Regions from separate parts of the Homo sapiens genome. Here region 1 is linked to region 2. A link is a loop called in an ENCODE intact Hi-C map of the cell type or tissue named here. Cell type or tissue: IMR-90. All regions are shown on one strand.

The links. Hi-C counts contacts between places; a loop is a spot of excess contacts. Peaks named below come from ENCODE experiments on the same cell type or tissue, not always from the same donor. Only the 100,000 strongest peaks of a DNase experiment are listed, where the experiment ranks them.
Region 1: it touches region 2 in a loop (2.8-fold over the local background); 2 of 110 quality-filtered maps call a loop at or near these places.

The regions. Positions count from the first base shown.
Region 1 is chr3:30,980,197-30,988,196 of GRCh38, reverse strand. No RefSeq gene overlaps it. Among named protein-coding and RNA genes, the nearest start is that of GADL1, 90 kb to the right of the region's middle. In IMR-90, no CTCF peak of the experiment used is centred here; no DNase peak of the experiment used is centred here.
Region 2 is chr3:30,920,663-30,928,662 of GRCh38, reverse strand. No RefSeq gene overlaps it. Among named protein-coding and RNA genes, the nearest start is that of GADL1, 30 kb to the right of the region's middle. In IMR-90, no CTCF peak of the experiment used is centred here; no DNase peak of the experiment used is centred here; H3K27ac peaks cover 205 bases.

The sequences.
Region 1 (8,000 bases), 60 kb before region 2:
AGCCATTGGCTGAAGGAGGAGCAGCAAAGGCATAGAAAACAAAAGCATTTGGGCAAGTGATCATAGATATTAATATTGTTGCCTTTCTTTTTAATAAATTGCATGTCAGTCTGTATGAGAAGCCATAGTTTCATGGTGGTTTTTAAGGTGTTTCCCAGCTTTTATTTTATATTTCTAGTCATGTCTCATGCCGTCTTTCTAAAGGTGTCTGACCAGTGGGCTCACAGAATTGGGAGAATGAGATAATACAATAAAATCAGAGTGAATCCGAGAGTTGGCTAAGATTAAGTAAGATATCGAACAATGCTGCATTTTCTTCAAAAGAAATGAAAATTTTTTCTACTGTATTGAGACAAGAAAGTGAAGAAATCTCTGGCAACAGATGAGATGTCATATTTACTGTTTAAGCGTTTGTTTTATATTTCCACTCTTAATATTTTTATTCTGCCAATAAAGGACTTGGGTAAGTGTTCATACTTTGATTATAGTGGTCTGTTGACACAGGAACCAGTAGATCAAATATTTTATTCCAGCTTGAAAACATTTTGAACAATTATAATTCTAGCACTAGGATTAGTGTTTTCTAACTGGAGAGTTAAGGCTGAGAGAATTTAAATCCTTCTATGGTCTCATAAGATGTGAAGGGTGAGATTCAATTCACCTGAGGGTGTGTATTCACTTTGAGTATCATCAAAGTGAGTATCATCATGAAGTCACAGTGGAAGCTATTTGTATTTGTATTTGAGTAATAGAAAGGACATGGAATGAAGCCAAGGGACCCAGGTTAAATGTCACCTCTGCCTCTAATTAGTATGCTACAATTAGTCAACTCCCTTAACTTCTCTGGCTTTAGTTTCTTCATCTATATAATAATACTTTAGTTTAGATTAGGGATCAGAAATACAAATACCTACATGCAGGGAGCAGGTGACGTAAATGTATAAAATGTACATCACTGCATATCACAGCACCACCACTCACTTGTTTCACATTCACAAAATCAACTGTGTTAAAATTCCAGTCTCTTTTACAGATCATTAAGCTTTTCATCAGGCATCTTTTCCACATACCAGTCATGGTTCTTCTCATGGTTTGTTTTCCTAATGGAGGCTTAAGTTGTATTCTTCTCTCTACAGATGCACTTTGTTGGTATATTAAACTCAGAAATCCTCTTTATGGTCTAAACAAGCATGTCTGGCTCACATCTTTCTTGAAGCATGGGCCTCTCTGTCTTTGTTTCTGTTTCTCTTTTTGAAAGAGACATGGGTATGAGGATAAATTTCTCTTCACTTTTTGTTCTACTACAAGAAGAGTAACAGCGTTAATGGGATAATACTTGGCTGTTGACCCTCAGCCTCAGTATAGGGAGTAATGGAGAATGGTAGAGACTGGCAAAGAGCATGCTCACACCTGTGAAAATAAAGTCACTCACCCTCTGCAGCAGGCAGCTGCCCCTTAGTGCCACCTGTTCCTTGGCCGCTGAGAATACGAGTCCAACTGTGGTTGTGTCTTCTGAAATTTTTGTGAGAAAAGCTGTGCATTCTTATTATTTTACATGGAATTCCCCTGAATTTTAAATGTTGGCAACTAAATTTAAATTTAAATAAACATCAGTAATATCAACACTTTACAGTCAATGGTTAAGGCTAACCACGAGAACACTAAGGGACAGATGCCCACAAATATTTGAGACTGTGGGGCCACAGGATCTTCAAAGACCCTTTTCTCTATAACTTAAAAAACAAACAAACAAATATATATTCATTAGTATGCTCTGAGCACACTCTAAGGCACTTTGAATGTCCTAACTCCTTTAATCTACGCAACAAGCCTATGAGGTAAGTGCTATTGTTATCTTCATTTTCCAATGGAGGAAACTCAGGAACAGAGCAGTGAAGTGACTTGCCTGATGTCACAGAGAAAGAAAGTCTTAGAACTAGAATTCCAACAGCTCCTCTGGCACCAATGCCCAGAAATCTCATACCTTTCATACCTTTGTTCAGGTATGAAATAAGAAACATATTTCTTATTCTTTTTTTTTTTTTTTTTTGAGACAGAGTCTCGCTCTGTTGCCAGGCTGGAGTGCACTGGCCCGATCTGGGCTCATTGCAATCTCCGCCTCCCGGGTTCAAGCGATTCTCCTGCTTCAGCCTCCCGAGTAGCTGGGATTACAGGCACATGCCACCACACCCAGCTAATTTTTTGTATTTTTAGTACAGACGGGGTTTCACCATATTGGCCAGGATGGTCTCTATCTCCTGATCTTGTGATCGGCCCATCTCGGCCTCCCAAAGTGCTGGGATTACAGGCGTGAGCCACTGCGCCTGGCCTTCTTATTCTTTAAAAAATAAAATTTCTTAACATTCGTTTATAAAATTTGTCACTGGTGACAATGAGCATATTTATTTCAATGTGTATAAAATCGTAGTTTAGAGTATTTTATTTTGTATGTGGAGAAAAGATGGGCTTATTAGGTGGCTGAATACTAGTGTAATCACATCAATATACTGCCTACATCAGTGAGATTGAGGGGAATCAGATACTGATTAGGATCAGTCTCTTCCAATCAGGTCTCATATGCAAATAAACAACTGCCTTTTGATTGGCTGCTGATGATCCTCAGAAGAAGCTATTAATGTTTTGCTTTTCTGGCTGCCTTAGTACAGCCAGAGAATGTTAATACAAATAGAAATTCGGCCATATATTTAAGCAATCTGTCACAGCAAAGAGATTTCCAGAGCTTTTTGGTTAAAGAGGTTTTTGAATGTATGCATGAGCAATATATGGGCTGACTTTTTATACTAGCAAATATGAAGATGTATTATCCCCTGAGGTTTGTTATTAACCTCAGTTTCACCTCTGTTAATATTTACTTCACAGGTCAATAAATCTTGATATTCACTTCAACAGAAGCCAATATCTTCAGATTACGAGTTATTAATCTTGGCCAAGCTGAAAAATTGTGTGACTATTTTTCTTTTGCTAAAGAAAATGAGGACTTTTTGTCCGTTTTTCCCTCAGCCTCTCTTAAAAGGGAAAGTTAATTTTTATCTGAATCGCCCAACTTCCTTATCAGCTTTAGTGCTTGAGGTTGAGGTATGAGACTTCATAGGAGTTTCAGAAACCTCTCTGTCTCACTGAAGCAACTGCAGGAAGTAGGGGATAAACAAATCCTATCTTAAATCCTCCTGGGAAATACTCTGATTTTAGGAGGAACTAAGAGAGGGTTGTGGCCAAATTACTCCTGCCCATCTTTGTGTTATTTATGGCCTTTGCTTGATTTGAGTTAAAACAAATGTACTTCTAGAACCTGGCAGCAAAATGCTATATAATAGAGAAGAGCAGCTGTATCTGGCCCATCTCAGGATAAAAAGCAAGTGTGAAAAGACATCGGTGAGTGCATTTGGTTCTCAACAGCATAAATGTTAGGATTGAACTGTACAACAAAAGCAATTAAGTTGTTGTTTTGAAGGAGTGTTTTTAGTTCTGTAATTTGTAAAACCATGTCTATAATGACAAATAAATCCAAAACAAAAGGAGATGAAAAAATTATGGAAGAAGTTAGAGGTTATCTTTCCTGACGGCTGGTGGTTCCTCCTTAGAGGGTAGAAAAATGTGGCATTTGGAAATAGCTGCATAGAGGGGAAAGGGTCTTTCCAAAAACTGACAAAGGGGAAGATTTTCCAAAATGTTTTATGGGTGATACCAGGGACAAGGAAAAGCTGCTAAATGTGGCGAGGGGACTCTGCTCAGGCAGGCAAAGCCTCTAGAACCCTGCCTCTCAAAGGGTGGTCCTGGACCAGCAGCATCAGCGTCACTCAGGAACTGATTAGAAAGAAAAATTCTCAGCCCTATCCCAGAGCTATTGAATCAGAAGCTGTGGAGGTGGGTCCCAGCTATCTGCGCCTGATCAATCACAAGGTGCTTGTGATGCACGTTTAATTTTGAGAATCACTGCCCCAGGACATGGATTTTTCAATCTTATCTATTCATTGCAATTCCTTGAAGAGTTTCAAAAATAATAATGTCTCGGTTTTGCCTCCAGAAGTTCTGATTCACTTGGTCTTGCATATGACCTGGGCATCAGGATATTTTATAGCTTCGTAAGTGTTTTTAAGTGGCAGCTAGGGTTTAGAATTACTCTAAGGCAAGCTTCCATCCTAAATTACATTTTCAGATCTAATGATCTCTTTTCATACAAAATATTTTGCCGTGTTTCCCTTACTTTCCTGAAATAAAATTTGTATAAATATTACTATACACATATTCTTAACTGCAATGTTAAAGAGAATAGAAAAATAATTTATAATAATATAAATTTCAGATGTATTTTATTTCATTTTATTATTATTTTTTGAGACGGAGTCTCGCTCTATGGCAGGCTGCAGTGCAGTGGTGTGATCTCGGCTCACTGCAACCTCCGCCTCCCAGATTCAAGGAATTCTCCTGCTTCAGGCTCCCAAGTAGCTGAGACTACAGGTGCGTGCCACCATGCCCGGCTAATTTTTGTATTTTTAGTAGAGACAGGGTTTCACCACGTTGGTTGGGATGGTCTCGATCTCTTGACCTCGTGATCTGCCCGCCTCGGCCTCCCAAAGTGCTAGGATTACAGGCGTGAGCCACTGTGTCCATCCCAAATATTTTAATTCATGTGTCTGACTACACTTACAATGAAGCAGACAGAAGTCTGCATGAATTATCATGAATGTGACAGTTGCAAATGCAGATTAATCCATGTGTGTTGAATTGGCAACTTGGAAGCCATGGGTGCATTACTATGGGTGACATGTTTTTCTGCAAGGAAGAAGAGATCTTGGTAAAGTTTCTAACAAAATAATGAGTGATTTTTGCTTTTAAGCCCCAATTTAAAGCCTGCACTTAAAAAGAACAGTAACTTTATTTTAGTGGATATCATGATACCTAAGATCCCCCTCTAGGAAAGAGGCACTTATTTTCCCAGCTGCTGGAAGTGCTAATGGCTGATGCCCCTTAGCTGATTGTCCTCTTTGGGATTTGTGCTTGGCTGAAGAGAGTGTCTTGCCCCAAGATCATACCCATTTTTCAGGCACAAACTACATTCAGTGGCTGGTCAGTGCAGGGTTATAAAGGTGCAGCTCTCCTGCCTCAATTCAGAACAACTCTGAAGGGCCCTCTCAGCTCTAGATCTCCAGGTTGGATTGGCTGAGACCTTTGCTGCAACTATACTGTAGCTCAGCTTCTCTCCCTGCCCTCAATGACTTCCCTCTGTCTCTCAGGGGTGCTGATTCTGAGCATACTCTCCAATAAACCTCCTGCTGCTATCTCAGGAGCTGACCAGTGATACACCATCTTAGGGAAGACCGAAGTCCTTTACTAATCAGCTGGGTCACGGTTATCTCAAAAGATTCTTATCTAGCATTTGATCCCATATGGAGTGGCTTTGTTGAGACAGACAGGGAAAAACTGAAATTGCATTTAATTGAATGACTGCTGGTGGCATAAAAACAGGCAGGTAGAGGAGGAGGGGAGGCACAGGTGATGGAGGAAGGCGAATGGCAGCTGGAGACATGATAGGAACAAGTCTCTGGGGATTGATCAGGTAGAGGCACTAAATTCAGAAACAGGGCCAGCCTCAAGCAAAAATGTAAATTAGGCAACACTTGTTCTACTTTTCCCCAGTGCCTTTTTCTCTCCATGGAGCCTGTAGCCATCAGAACCTACTCTCTGGAAAAGATCTGATAAGCTATTTACCCCTTAGTGTGAATCTAAGTCAACAGCTTTGTTTTTCTTTTTTTTTTTTTTCCCCCACTTGCAGAGTTATTTGCATTTTAAGTATTTTTATGGAACAAAAATTTTGGTCCTTTGTTAAAAGGAATTTTAACAAACTACCAGTAAGTAGAGGGATTGGGGGTAGGAAAGAGGAATCCTTTCCTCTTCCCAACCACTCAAAATCAGTTCTCATTGAGGAATTTTCTTGGGTGACAAAGGATGGGAAGGTGGCACCTTAGTAGGAATGTCTATAAGCTGTTTGGAGATGGATCCCTCATAAATTCTATTTTCCCATCCCCATGGAATTTGCTATATAGGGTTGCAAAGCAAAGTCGCATAGTTTTCATTTTAAAGATAGAGTAAATTTGGAAATCTTCTCTTGTCTGGACAGATTCTTACAACGAATTTGGGTTTTTAAAAGGATACTATAAAATGTGAAAAAACATTTGTAAATTTTATTTATTTGTAAACTCTTTACCAGAAGATATAGAATGTTGGCCTAATAATTTTTTATCTCTTTCAGTTCCTTTTCTGTTGAACCAGATCACTATTCAAAAGATTCATTCCCCAAGATTCTTCCTCAGCTTTGTCTTCAATAGTCTCAATGAAATAGAAGAAATTTAAAAAGTAAAAGCAATGAGAACAACTTTAAGACATCTCTGTAGAGAATTCAGTCCTCTTCAGCAGTCCCATATTTTCATCTGTTCATTCATTCATTCCACGAATGTCAACTCTCCATACCGTGCTAGGCTGTGTCCTAGATGCAGAAGCAGAACAAATAAAGAGGCACTAGCTGATGTCCTTGAGCCCTTTCAGGGTAACAACATCCTTCTTGATCTGCTGACCTGCATGGCAAGATGTTATTTACTGCTCACATTAGTTGTGTCCTTGGCTATGAATTAACCATGACTTAAGAGCAGTGTGTGTGAAAGCCCTCCGCATTCTGTTGGCAAGCATGTTGTTTGCAAAAATTGATCATTCATTTTTAAGCAACACCTATGTGGATCATTAACACCAGGTACAGTTACTAAAATGAAACTCTTGAGAATATTTTCCATTTGTAATTTGAATTCTTGTCAATTTTTGAGGCTTTCCTGAAAACAAATGACTGGGTTTTTTAAAATCCATCTTTTTAAGTTTTTTATTCACTGAATTAGTTAGAAGTGATTCTGCTAATCTTTCTTAACCCTAAATGCAATATTTTCTGAGTGAAATAATGAAAAACCTGAGGAAAAAAAAACTATAGGAAATCATAATTTGCTGAGGCAGGGTTTTCTTTATTAATAAAATAATTTAATTGGTTGTTACTAAATGTGATGGTTTTATGACCAAGTATAAGATTTAGTTAGTAAGCATGAATTGCAATTATATACAGCAATATTTCTTTGCTGGGATGATTGGGAAGGTCATCTCTTTGGGCCTTAGTTTCCTCATCCATAAAGTAAGTTTGTTTGTACTCCATTGAAAAAAAAAAAAAGGGTGGGGGCTGGGTGCAGTGGCTCACACCTGTAATCCCAGCACTTTGGGAGGCCGAGGGGGTGGATCACTTGAAGTTAGGAGTTCAAGATCAGCTTGGGCAACATGGTGAAACCATGTGTCTACTGGAAATACAAAAATTAGCTGGGAGTGGTGGTATGCCTCTGTAATCCCAGATACTCAGTGACTGAGGCAAGAGAATCCCTTGAACCTGGGAGGCAGAAGTTGCAGTGAGCCGAAATTGGGCCACTGCACTCCAGCCTGGGTGACAGCATGGGACTCCATCTCAAACAAACAACAACAACAACAAAATAGGAAATTGGGATTTTTATATTTCTCTGGCTTCTTATGCTGCAATTCACATTCCCTAGGAGAGTGAATATGGGATTTGCAATTTTCCCTAAAATCTAGAGCAGAAATCAGCAAACAATGGCTCTTGGTCCAAGTCTGGCTCACTACTTGTTTTTATAAAGTTTTCTGAAATACAGCCATGCTCATTTTTAAACCTATTGCTTATGCCTGGTTTCATACTATAAAGTCAGAGTTGTATACTTGCAACAGAGACTGAAAGCTAAAAATATTAACTCTTTGGATCTTCCCAGAAAAAGTTTGCTGCTCCAGATCTAGGGTAAGAATCTCCAAAGTCAGAGTATATGCACCTTTAGGAGAAAAATGTTTAACTTGAACTTCCATGAAGATTTGTTTTTTTTTTGTCCCAACCTTTATTATTTTTGATATGTGTTTTACAATGTACCTAATAATTGACTATAGTAAAT
Region 2 (8,000 bases):
AGTTTTATTCTGCTGTTTCTTTTTTTAGATCATGGTCATCAGGTAAGAACAATTCCCATTTTCTTTGTTCTTGTTATAATTGCTTTATATGGATGTTGCCTATCTTGTCTTTAAATGTCTGGATTTAACTGGATCATCAATTAAAAAAAACAGCAAAGGGTTTGGATGGCTCACAGGTTTCTTAGTGTAAGAGTGCCCTCAGCTGGGCACGGTAGCTCACGTCTGTAATCCCAGCACTTTGGGAGGCTGAGGCGGGTGTATCACTTGAGGTTAGGAGTTTGAGATCAGCCTGGCCAACATGGCAAAATCCTGTCTCTACTAAAACTACAAAAATTAGCTGGGCATGGTGGCATGTGCCTGTAGTCCCAGCTACATGACAGGCTGAGGCAGAAGAATCCCTTGAAACCAGGAAGTGGAGGTTGCAGTGAGCTGAGATAGCGCCACTGCACTCCAGTCTGGGCAACAGAGCGAGACTCTATCTCAAAAACAAATAAACAAACAAACAAAAAATGAGCGCCCTCTTCTGTCAGGGCAGTGAGGTGCGTTTTCTTTAATATGTGGCATTTGTGGGGGAGTAGAAGGGTTGAGGTACATTCAGATTCTGTTGTACCCATTTGTTCTATAAGTCCCAATTTCTGCCAGTTGGGTTTTTTTTTTTTCCTTCTAAGACACTTTTCTGTTCTCAGTTGCCTACTTTTTCCCCAGAAAGGGTACTTTATAAAGACTTCTAAACCATGCATTTCAAGACTTTAGATTCGTCCATAGCTAGAGTTCTGTGCCACCAGGTCAGAGGTGACCTGACAGCGAGCTCACTAGTTATTTGCCAACATTAGAACATGCAGCATTCTCCAGATTAGAGGGCATTGACATCTCTATCATATAGATTATTTTTCATTATTGAATATGGTGTGTCTATATATTAATGTAGGTCTTAGGTAATTATCTCAATAAAGTTTTCTAGATTTTAGTGTAGAGCACCTACATGTTTTACAAGATTTATTCGATTCTGATGATTATGTCTTTTAAAAGCAGCATATGGTAAGTTTTATTTATACAGTCCAACAACACAAATCATTATTTAGAATATTTAGCCTCTTAATGTAATTACTGGTATATTGGGATTGAAATCTACCATCTTTATGTTTTATCCCAGCATTTTTTTCTTTTTTATTAATAAAAAGTAAATAATTTTATTGTATCATTACTTATTTTGAGACCAAATATTTGAAATTGATTCATTGAGGGTTGTTATTCACTGCAAATTATAATTATTTTGCAGTTGAAAATATAAATGTAATCTTTAACATCAATGAATCTCAATAAAATAATAGATTTTTAGTTTGTTTTGTCATTGTATTTGGAAACCTTTTTCATTCAACTTTAAGATGGTAGCATAATCAACACAGGTTTTGAGGGAGCAAGTGAATGTCACAAACTATAGAAAAAATTTGTTGCATGCTAGGCAATGTGTCCTCATCCCTTTGCATCCTCTTTGAGACCTTAGTCAAGACAACTGTTTTTAGATTTTGGAAATGAAATTTTGTTTCCTTTGTGTGTAACTCTGATGAAATTGATCATAAGGTAGATCAATTTCTTTACACTTTGGGACTTGCGAAGGGTTTGAGTAGCAGGGTTCAGCCAGAAAATAGAATCTATTCTGAGCAGTTTAATGAAAGGAATTTACTATGAACACCTAATAATGAGAGTGCTAGAAGAACTGAAAAAACAAAGGAAGACGGTAAGACATCTCAGAATAGCAACTGCAAAAAGATGCTTCCATTGTCTGGGGAGGTGAGACAAAGGCAGGGGGCAGTGCCACTGGACTTGACCACCTTGCAGAAGCCTCAGCCCCCTGGTAGGAGCTGTAACCATCGTGGAGTCTGTCTGACCAGAGTTGAAACCAATCAGCTTCTGTTGAAGAGACAACTCAAGGCAAAGAAAGAGAAAGTGGAATTATCTTTATCTCTTCTTTCAACCACGTTGCAGTCTCCTACCAGTGTCCTCCATAGGCTGAAACTATGAAATGGAACTCCAAACACCATTAGCTAAGAGATAAGCCTTACTGGCTTTCTAGAACTTTGAAGTTCTGTAGGTGGCTATTTGTCTGTATTAATCTGTTTGGGGAAAAAACATAATCAATAGTTTAAAGATCTGGATCCTAATTTGTGTCTTTACTCTAATTAACTGTGTGACTTTATCACTTCACCTCTCCATTCCCCAGTTTCCCCTTCATTGGATTAGATGGGCTTTCTGCTGTGTGATCCTACCTATTGATTTGTAGAGGAATTTACAAAATGTACAACTTGATTTTTAAAAACAGTTCTGAATCTGGCTATATGTCACAATAATTAGATAAGTTGACTAAGTGTTGGTTTAATTACCAAGCTTGTTTCTCAGCCGTAATTTTCAGAAAACTTCTCTACCTTGCCTTTAGGTTTCCCTACCATCGACATATTTTCTGTCTTACCTTAGCACACTTACACTTGCTTCCTCTACATTTATGCCTCTTCCTTTAATACTGTGACTGTTCTTGTCCTTTTTTGATTATTTTATAGGGTGTAAGCTGTAGCTGACTTTTCTGAAGCAGAGCCACTTATTTATAAAATTAGTACCTCATTATTTGAAAACATTAATATGAGCATGTAGCTCCTTTTACCTAAAGACTCCTGAGAAACATCATCACAGATGATAAAATGGAGAGTTATTCAGCCAGATAGGTACGCTCCTTGACAGCTGGTTACCTGGATTAAGCGTAAGTACTTCTAAAGACGTAGTCCCAGAAGGCTTGCAACTGCCCACATGAAATATCCCCATGACGAGAATACAGAGAGGGAGGAGCTTGTTTTATAATTTTGTCAACAGGACAGCAGATCATGCTGTACAAGGAGGTGTCCTGCACGGCTGAAGTAATCAATAGTCTACATGAGAAACTGGTCTGTTTCTCTGCTCTAATCCCTGTCTGACCCTCCTTCTCCCTCAACACCTCCATGTGCACACACACATCATCAAAACTGGAGACCACTGGCCTGTACAGGGCAGGCTAAATAGAAGTTTGGTTGCACCTCTAGAGAAGAGGAGGTTGGAAAGCAAGTAGCCTAGTCACTTTTCTGGATGGATACCATCCACAGTGAGCGTCTCCTTGCTGAAAGGCAAAAGGGGAAGGGCAAAAGGGCTCCCTCGAACCTCTTTTGTAAGGACACTAATCCCATTCATGAGGCAGAGGTAAGGGTAGGTAGTATTCAGCCCCCAGAACAGGAACTTAATTTCCCCTACCATCCCCATCACTCAGATTCAACATTATCTTTTTTTGTGTGTACGTATTTCATCCATCTACCTCCCATGTTTTTTTGTTTGTTCCTGTACTATTTTAAAGCAAATACCATAGTCATATAATTTACCTGTAAATATTCATGTATTGCTAGAAGATAAAAACCATTTCATTTTTTGAGACAAGGTCTTGCTCTGTCACCCAGGCTGAAGTGCAGTGGTAGGATCCTAGCTCACTGCAATCTTAAACTCCTGAGCTCACGGGATCCTCCCGCCTCAGACTTCTCAGTAGCTGGGAGTACAGGTGCAAACCACTACACCTGGCTAATTTTTAAAAAAATTTTTTGTAGATAGATCTCACTTTGTTGCCCAGCCTGATCTCAAATGCCTGGGCTAAAGCAATCCAACGCGTTGGCCTCCCAAAATGCTAGGATTATAGGCATGAGTCACTGTTCCCGGAAAGAACTATTTTTAAATGTAACCGAAAGGCCCACTATCATACTTTAAAAATTTGTAATATTTTGTTAGTATTATCTAACGCCAAGTCTATATTTAATTTTCCAGTATTGTCTTAAATATTTATTTTCAGAATTGGTTTAGTCAAATCAGGATCCAAATAGAATCCTCATATTACATTTAGTTGACATATCAAAAATTGTAACCAAAATCTTGGACTTTCATCTCCGATTTTAGCTTGTTATTTAGAGCATAACACAGTTCTTTGAACCTGATTTTCCAATGTACTATCTATTGCTTGCATGACTTAAACATTTATAATCATGTGTCTTCATCCAAGTTATTGATTAAAACAACAAGGTAAAAGATTAAGTATGGATACCAAAAAGGCTGATTCTAATAAATTGTCCAGTCACAATACATCTACCCAACTATATAATTACCTAGCCTTAATCTTGTCTACTAAGATAGTGTGAGTTCTTGTCAAATTTATTACCAAAATCAAGTGGCCGTTTGTCTCATATTTACAAATTTTATACCTGAAATTTTAGCAGAAAGAATTATAAACATGCCCTAAGAACCATGATGGGTTCCAGTGAGCCTTTCTTTTCTGGGGATTTGTTTAATCATCTGTTTAGATATGAACGCATTGATCAATATAACACATTAGAAACTCAGAAATAGACCTATACTGGAAATTAACGTGTTGTATAGTTTCCCTTTTCCTTTGGAATAAATGTATAACTAGCAAATAATGCTTTTTATTAAATGCTTCTGCTGCCTTTAAATTAAATATGCTTTTGGTTTGTCTCCTACAGTTCCCTCATCCCTCCCTAATATCTAGCCACATTGATGCATCCGAGTGATCTCTGTAACCCGAATCTCTTTACAAGCTGCTTTCTCTGTGTACACTCTAGTTCTATTTCCTTCACATTCTGACCCACCAACCTCCCACCTCGCCAAATCCTTCTCATCCTTCAAGATGCTATGTCTTCCTTTCAGCATTCTTTTTTTTTTTTTTTTTTTTTTTTTTTTGAGACGGAGTCTCACTCTGTTGCCCAGGCTGGAGTGCAGTGGGGCGATCTCTGCTCACTGCAAGCTCCGCCTCCCGGGTTCCCGCCATTCTCCTGCCTCAGCCTCCCGAGTAGTTGGGACTACAGGCGCCCGCCACGACGCCCGGCTAATTTTTTGTACTTTTAGTAGAGACGGGGTTTCACCGTGTTAGCCAGGATGGTCTCGATCTCCTGACCTTGTGATCCACTCGCCTCGGCTGGGATTACAGGCATGAGCCACCGCGCCCGGTCTCAGCATTCTTTCATGGGCAATATAGTGGCTTATTTGCATTTCTGTCTCCCTAAGTAAATGGGAATTTCCCTAGACAGACATTCATTGTTACATCCACTGCTTAATATTGATTAAATTAATGAGAATTAATGACCAAATGACTCTCTCCTAAAATCAAGAAAGGACTGATAAACTTGGTAGTGTAAAATTTCTGAAATTGAAATGACTGTAGAATACATGACCTTTTGAATATCAGCTTTATAAATGGTCACCATTGATCTTTTGGAAATTCTTGTTCCACATATTTATGTCACATATGTTTTCAAATAAAAATTCTACAGTCACATCTGCAATTGCTATCACTATCCCATGTAGTTATCTGAGCACTAAACCAACTCTTCAGCAAATATGGGTTCATTTTTTATTCAATCACATTTATTCCAACCTTTCCAGCTTAAAGTTCTTTCTTTTTAATGGCGAAAATGGAAGCACGACAGAAAGGGAATAGTTCTGCTTTTCCTGACCATCTGCTAACATAACACTAACTGCTCCAAGCTTTGGCCTATCACTTCTTCCTTGCTCAGAACATACATGAAGAATGAAAAAATACCACAAAAAGATTGTCTGATAATAAACAACACTGTTTGTCTTGATACATTTTTCAAACCTCTATTTTTAAAAATTTTTATTCTCACAGATGTCTCCCATTTAGTTTATTCTTGATAATGATATTCTATCATTTGTATCTATCTTTTAAAATTCAAACTTATCAGATGGTTCCCTGTAGAAAAACATTGGTTTTCTTACAAAATTTGATACTTTATAATTATTTAAAATTATTTGGTTTTGCGTAATCAAAATTTTATTTTAAGATATTTAAAAAATATCCATCTTTAGAAATCTGTACCTTTGGATTTATATCTTGTAATAGATTATTGCTTTGACTTCCAATTTTTTCATGCCTCCCTATAGCCACATCTTAGGATGGTCATGCCCCACACATAGGATTGGCCATGTGACTTGCTTTGGCCAATGGAACAATAGCAAATTTGACCTGAGCACATGCTTGAAATATGCTTTCACATTGGAGACTGACTTTCTGCAACTTTGTGACCACTATGAGAACAAGCTCAGTCTAGTCTACTGAAAGATGAAAAACTATATGGAGAGTGACGGCACTCATTCCAACCATCCATGCTGAGGTCATCATAAACCCAGCCAGTCCCAGACAACTCCAGCTAATGTACTGATTGAGAGACACATGAGTGAGACCAGCAGGGACTGGCAGAACTAATCTGCTGAGCCCAACCTAAATTGCCAACTCACAGAACCATGAGCTAAATAATTTTATTCTTTTAAGCCACAAAATTGTGGGTGGTTTGTTACACAACAAAAGATAGCTGATACATGTCTCTATATCTCTAAAACTTTGAAAGGCTTTGTCTTCAAATCACAGGTACATTTAACTTAGTTCAATGTTGCCAAACTTTTATATTATAAATGATAGGGCAGCACAGTTACCATTTCCTAAAGTTCTACTCCCAAGAGAATCTTTTTTATTGGTTAGAACTTCTGGAACGAAGGAGTATGTTTTGATCTTCAGATGAAGTTTTGGAAAGCACAGCATTTAGTTGTAACAAATTAAAGAATAATTAAAATACCACTCTCCTTGCTTTTTTTGTTATATTTATTTTATATATTTATATATATTTATATATTAAATGAGATCCCCCCCTTGAGGTCCCTAAAGCACAAAGACCCTGGGTTATCCAACTCTTGGCTTGAGTCTGAACCCTAAAACCTGGCAAATACATCTATGTAGATAACCTGACATGTCTTCAATTGCAAATAGGCTGTTTCAAGTCATAATTTTTGATGCCAATGAAAGACAGTATATTAGCATGTTTAACAGTGTGGGCTCTGCAATCAGGTGAAACAGGTTGGAACTTGGGCTCTATCACTATCACATGTGGACCTTGAACAAGTTTCATACCTTTGCTAAGTTTCAGTGACTTCACAAGTCCAAAAAAAATTTGATATTACCTCATGGCATTGTTTGAAGATTACATGAATTAGCACATCAAAATGTTTAGAATATTGAGAGACACACAGAAATGCTCAATAAATGATAATGCATATGTTTTCATTGGATATTATCTATTACACCTAAATATATTGCTATGTGCCACTTCTATGCATAAAGTCTACGAAAGCATTGGTCCTCTAAGGATATGTGCTCACCACATTTAACAAAACCTGTGAGAATCATACTTTGAAAATAGAATAGAATCGTCATTGTGAAAAATATTATAGTGAGTGAATCAGATGATATTGAAGCAGGATATTTCCCTGACCCCTTTGTGGGACTCATGACAGGGGTGCCTCATTTACTCAGCCCACTGCTGTCAACTCCAGGGAGACAGTGTGTGACTGAACAAGGCAGGAGCTGGAGTTCACAACGGCTGGAACTGGCCAGCCATTTCAGCACTGGTGGGATCAGATTCAACTGACTCAGACCTGCTACATTCCACCTCTCATGGGAGGGAGCATGCAGGTGAGCAGGTGCAGCAGCTGGAGCCAGTGCTTTTGGGTGCTGGCAGGAGTGAACTTCATATGCAGGCCTATGGCAGGATCCAGGCAGGGTGCCTGTGACTCCTGAAGCCACAAAGGGCATGTTACAGTACTCTTTTAGCTCTGCCATCAGCAGATAGCTTAAGTGTTAACAGCCCAGTGGGCCCACAGCTGTCCTCTGCCAGCAAGGGTAAAGGGCCAGTGTGACAGCCTTTTGTATCCACACTGGTGGCTCCCAAGCTCTTGTCTGGTGTCCAGGAAAAATGAGGTCACACGAACAAATTGAAAAATGGTAAACGTGGATTTTGTTGTCAGTGAAAGTGGCTCTCAGTGGGAAGGGGAACTGATAAGGGGATGGGGTAGGTAGGTAATTTTCCCCCAAAGTCTGGCTGTCTCTGGCTGGATTCTTCTCCGAAGTTATG